2 separate regions of the Mus musculus genome follow, and region 1 is linked to region 2. Evidence: chromatin loops called from intact Hi-C (ENCODE). Cell type or tissue: heart. All regions are shown on one strand. Each heading gives the region's core, and the rest is flanking DNA. Links, peaks and the distances in the headings are about the cores only.

What was found. Peaks named below come from ENCODE experiments on the same cell type or tissue, not always from the same donor. Only the 100,000 strongest peaks of a DNase experiment are listed, where the experiment ranks them.
Region 1: a loop joins it to region 2, with 2.7 times the contacts of the local background. A loop is called at or near these places in 3 of 42 quality-filtered maps.

Annotation. Positions count from the first base shown.
Region 1 is chr4:130,661,655-130,664,562 of GRCm38, forward strand. Pum1 (pumilio RNA-binding family member 1) reads left to right here and starts at 1,667. Exons shown (of 22, transcript NM_030722.3): 1 at 1,667-1,813. In heart, for the core only: no CTCF peak of the experiment used is centred there; DNase peaks (open chromatin) are centred at 1,597 and 2,427; H3K4me3 peaks cover 1,798 bases; H3K27ac peaks cover 1,744 bases.
Region 2 is chr4:130,737,440-130,740,347 of GRCm38, forward strand. The region is part of intron 7 of Pum1 (pumilio RNA-binding family member 1); the gene reads left to right. Among named protein-coding and RNA genes, the nearest start is that of Snord85, 11 kb to the right of the region's middle. In heart, for the core only: a CTCF peak has its summit at 1,320 (motif pointing right); no DNase peak of the experiment used is centred there.

The sequences.
Region 1 (2,908 bases), core at 318-2,817, 76 kb before region 2:
CTACAGAGCAAGTTCTAGGACAGCCAGGTCTTTACTGAGAAACCCTGTCCTGAGAAACCAAAAAAACCAAACTGAATCAACCAACCAGACAAACAAAAAAAAAAAAAAAAAAAAAAAGAAAGTAAAGAATTAACTATGGCTCTCAGGACGAAAGCATGGAGCCCAGAGTTGTCTGGTAAGAAGCTAAAAGGTGTAATTTTCTCATATCTGTCATCTTTCTTCCTCCTGTGTGCTTGCATACTATGGCTATTCAGTACTGTCCAGGGCCTTGGCCTGATGGAGCTAAATGCATTATCTACTTGATTTCACAAAGCATTGTTAGCAGTGTGGGAAATGAAGGTTCAGTTAAGGAATTTCAGGTCTGGTTACAAGCTGGCTTTCTGAATAGAGTATGTTCTTGAGTTTGAATATCGAGACCTGGTGGGGGGGGATGTAGCTCAGTTGTTTGGTAGGGTGTTGCCTGGCATATGTGAAGTCCTACATTTGGTATGTCTGTAGTAACAGAAGGAAGGTATGGAAGTAGGCTCAGGGGGTCAAGGTAATCCTTAGCTACACAGTGAGTTTGAGGGCAGCCTGGCTCTATGACACCCTATCTCAAAAACAGAAATAAAAAAAAAAGCGAGGTGGTGGTGGCATAGGCTGTTAATCCCAATACTCAGGAGGCAGAGGTGGGGATATCTCTGTGAGTTCTGAGGCCAGCCTGGTTTACAATGGGAGTTCCAGAACAGCCAGGGCTACACAGAGAAACTCTGTCTTGAAAAATCAAAAAGAATTTAAAAAGCCTAAAAAACCTAAAAAAAAAAAAAAAAAAAAAAAAAAAAATTGAACGGTTCTTGAAGGCAGAGACAGGTGGATTTCAGTAGGTTAGAGAGCAGCCCAGCCAGAGCTACAACAAAAGACCCTGTCACAATAAAAACCAAACCAGGGCTGGAGAGAGGGCTCATTGGTTAAGAGCACTGACTGCTCTTCCAGAGGTACTGAGTTCAATTCCCAGCAACCACATGGTGGCTTACAACCATCTGTAATGGGATCTGACACCCTCTTCTGGTATGTCTGAAGGTAGGACAGTGTAATCACATACAAATGCATCTTTAAACCAACCAACCAATCAACTGAAATGGAGTGCTTGCAAACACCTCTGGCTTCTAGTTCTCAGCTTAATTTGCTTAGTTTCCATCTTGATATTTCTAATGACCTTTGAACAAGGGTCCTGCCATTGTCATTGCGCTCCAGATCCTGCAAATTAGGTTGAGGTCCTGCCCTCCATCAGCATGGTCGTTCTGTTGCTCTTTTCTTTTGTATGTTACACTGGGGAAACGAGGCAGGAAAAGATGCAAAAAGGCCAGGAGCCAGAGGGCTAGAAGGGGTTCGAACCCAGACACTGGCCAGGCTGTGCCAAGGTTCAGGCACAGCCCCAGGTTGGCGTCCCCTCCCCCCCACGGCAGCCCGGGCACTCCGTGCGCGCTCCCGTGCCTCCCACCCCGCTCCCTCCGCGGCGGCGGCGCGCGCTCGCCCCAGCGGGCGGGCACAGCGGTTGTGTGGCCTGCGAGTTTCCCCGAGTTCACACAGGCCCTGCCGTTGGCATGGCAACCGGGCAACCTGTTCCAGAGCCGCCCGCCCGCCCGCCCGCTCCGCACACGCCGCTGCCACCGCCGGAGCTGGGGCCGGCGCCGGCGCCGCTCCCATGATGCACCGCGTCAGCCCAGTCCCCAGTGGGCCGCCATGTTGTCGGAGTGAAAGGTAAGGGGGAGCGAGAGCGCCGGCGAGCGAAGATCGGGGGGCCGGAATCCATCTTCATCCTACCGCTCCGCCCGTGAGTATCCGCGCCCCGGTGGCCCCAAACCGTGCTCCGAACCCCCAGCGAGCCGATGCGCCTCTCGTATTGGCGTTTGGCAGCGGTTGGCGGGGCGAGAAAGGGCTTAGAGACGCCGCCGGGCCTGGCGGAGGCACCGCGCTCGCTCCGCTCGTACGTGTTTGGGAGGCGGCAGCGAGGCCCTATTGTTATCCGCGAGGAGGGGGTGGGGAGCGGGCCGCGGCCGGGGCCCGGCTCGCCCGCGGCTGCCGGCGGCTCCGTGCCTCCGTTCGGCCCTGCCGGGAGTCCCTAGAGGTTGGTGTTGCCGTTCGGCTCGGCTTCTTTTTTTTTTTTTTTCCTTCCTCCCCTGCATTTATTTATTTATTTTTTGGATGGATCTGAGCAGCCCCAGGTCCTCTCTTGTGGCCGCGGAGTGGAGATTCTGTGGTCCCGCGGGCTCCTTGGACTTGGCTGGAGCTTCCGTGGCAGCGCCGAGGGAGGAACAATACAAGGCTTTAGAAAGCGGGCGGTGGGCCACGGTCCTCGGGCGAGCCCCCCATGGTGGTGGGGGAGTGGGCGATCTTGCAAGCCTTGAAATATGGAGAGGTGACCATCAGGAAGTTTCGGATCGCTTTTTAAGCGCCTGGGTTCCTTGTGGCCTTTTGTTTCTGTGAGAGCTTGTGTGTGTTTTCCTCCCCCTTGAGGAGGGGGTGTTCTTCCTCTCTGATCCTCCCTGTGTTGGTGTGCTTCCCTCTCCAAGGGGCTTTCAGCAGGTAGTAGGACAAACATGTAGATAGCTACACAGTGCTACAGTTTCGGTCCTCACGAACGCGGTGGGTAAACATGGGTCATTTGTTTGACTCGTCAGTACCACTCCCACGTTAAGGGAGGAACACTCCAGTAACTTTTCTCCAGTGAAGCTCACCCCTCTTCCCAAGAGCTCCCCTCCCACATCGCGAGGAACTCCCACATAGATGACCAGAGAAGGCTTTATCCCCACCATAACTTTGAAGGATTGTTCGTTTTCATTGTGCAAATTACGATAACGCTTCGTTACACTTGATCATTTTGCTCACCCCATTAATTACTGGGATTATTAAGATGATTTATGAGGGC
Region 2 (2,908 bases), core at 177-2,676:
CTCGCTCAGTTGCTTTATTAGTGATTAACTGTTGTTCTTAATAGGCCATAAGTTGCATAACTTTAGTTTTTTTTTTTTTTTTTTTTGAGATTCAGTCTCTCTATAGCCATGGCTGTCCTGGGATCCTGCATAGCTCAAGCTTTTCTCAAACTCAAAGAGAAGTGCCTCCCTCTACCTGCCTCCTGAATGCCGGCCTACTGGCCAGGGTACTTCCTTATTTGCATAGCTTTAATGTAAGCCATTTTTAAAATTCACTAGTGTCTTATGTGTTGTTCTGAGGAAGACTTGAGACTGACTAGTTATAGGATTAAAGGTTACCTCAGTGTAGCTTTAGTTTGTCGAGGTATACAGAAACATTCATTTGGTAGAGGATTGGGTTTTAGTTTTGATCTGAGATCTCAGAAATTATTTACCCTGAAACCAGTCAAAGTCAGTCTGTCTGTCTGTCTGTCTGTCTGTCTCTCTGGCTGTGCTAGAACTCATGTAGACTAGGCTGGCTCAAACTTACAATGATTCTCCCTAGTTTTTTTTATCTGCTAAGGAACAGTGAAGGTTTTTTGTTGTTTAAATATAGCATTTGTTTATTTAATGTATGGGTGTTTGGCATGTATATAGACTATTGACTCTTGTCTGAGACTACATAAACAGCAGTAAAACTTGAAACAAAAAGAAAATAGTGAGATCTTTTGGTCTCTGAGGCTGCTCCCCCCCCCCCCTTTATCCTAGGAATGCAAAGACTTTTGTTCTGTAGATTTGTCTTACCCTCACATTCAGCTTTGCCCATAGCTTTTTTTTGGGGGGGGGGAGAGGGAGGCATGGAGTATATAACAAGAAACTGTTCTTTTATGATAACTTAGCATCTTTTCTTGTAACTTCCAAAAACCTGCATACTTACGTACGTACCTGTGTGTGTGTGTGTGTGGAGACCATACAGAGTTTTATCCTTTTGCTGTATGGGATCTGATTATAACAGTAAACTATTTTTTGCAAAAAACCCACTGAATGGTACTGTTGTGTTGTGTGGTTTAGAGCTTTTGGATCCGAAACATTGCCTTTTGTAAACTCACGTAGTGAGGGACATAGAAGAATCAAAGCATTTTGTCATAGATACCCAAACAGTATTTGTTGTGAATCCTCATATGACTTTGAAATATTTGCTGGATCTTCCCTGTCCTCCCTGTGAGTGAATCGTAATTAGCACAGTGCTCATCTGTGCTGTCCTGCCACAGGCACTTCCTAGTGCTCACAGTGTTCCTTTCCCAGTGTTGGTCACTGGCTCCTTTATGAATTCATGACAGTGGTAGCAGAACTCAGGTTTGCCACCAGAGGGCATTAGTGTAAGTTTTTAAGGATCTTTGGAAACTGTATAACTTAGCATCTTAGCAAGTGTTGCCAATTACCCAACTTTGTTTTAGGCACTCTTTCTAGTTAGTATTATATCAAAGAGAACATTACAAAATTGACGTAATCTAGTATATAATCAAATCTAATGGCTACAGATGTATAATTAGCTTTTGTTAAATTGTTTACTGCAAAATACTCTCATAAAGAAAATCTCCTTTTTTTTCTTATCACTAATTATTAAGTAGTCCTTAACCACAGACTACATGTTGCAAGGCTAATGTATGTGGTTCCTGTTAGAAGTAATGATCCTTACCTTGAAATGTGACCACATGAGGGTGGGGACTGCAGATTTAGGGAGGATTGCTCTTATGGTATTCACACATACGTGTTTTTGTGTGTGTTTACAGTGTATAAATACTGAGTACATAATGGATGTAGCGAGGAGAGTCTGGAGTGTTGTTGGAGTATGTTGGGATGCCCTCAGCAGTGACATTCTGCATGCACCCTTAGCTCCCAGTTGTATACCTGCCTGGAAGCCCAACAGTGGGACTTTTCATCGAGATGGGTTTGTTGAAGAGGGCTGTGAGGGTGGCATAGAAGCAAATGTGAGCATTGGTGAGAATGTGGCTGTTGCAGAAAGTTTTATTAGTTTTTTATGTGGCTTTTATCTTAGTTTTTATTTATCTGCTTTTTAAAATTTTTTTGGCACTTGTGATTGAACCCAGGGCTCAATACATGCTAAGTGAATGTTTCATCACTAAGCTATATTCCCAGCCTCTTTACTCCTGTGTGGACTGCCTCCATTTGCTAGAGACACCCATACACAAATGCAGCTTCTAAGACACACTGACTGACTAGCTCTCATTGTAGGGTAGACAAGTGTTTGGAAAGCTTGAGAAATTCATCTAGTCCCTGTATTTCACTGCTTGTTATTAGATGTGTATGAGGTTATGCCTTTTTATTTTATCAGCATCATGGTGAAGTTTTACTTTAACCTTGGAAAAGGAAAGCCAAAGGGGTTTTTTGATTTGTTTTTGTTTTTTAAAATCTGTATATGATATTGTTTCCTAAGGACCGGCAAGATCTTTTTCTTTTTTTTTTAAAGATTTAAAGTAAGATTCAGGTTGAAGTGGCCACTGGGATTCAACATATGCAGCTTTTTATGTAAAAATATTTGTAGGGACTTAGAGAGATGGTTCAACAGTTAAGAGCACTGGCTGCTCAGAGGATCCAGGTTAAATTCTCAACACCCACATGGCAGGTCACAGCTGTCTGTAACTCCTGTTCCAGGGGAGCTGACTCTCATGAATACAGGCAAACACCAATGTACATAAAAGAAAAATAAACTATCAAAATATTTTTAGACTTATGTGTATGAATGAATGTTTTGCCTGCATGTATGCGCATACACACACACACACACACACACACACACACACACACACACTACACCCCACACCCCACATCTTTACCTGGTGCACACATAGGTCCTGGGATTGATCCTGGAGCAAAAGCAGCAAGTGCTCTAATCAGCTGAACCATCTCTCCATAATTGTTTGAGACA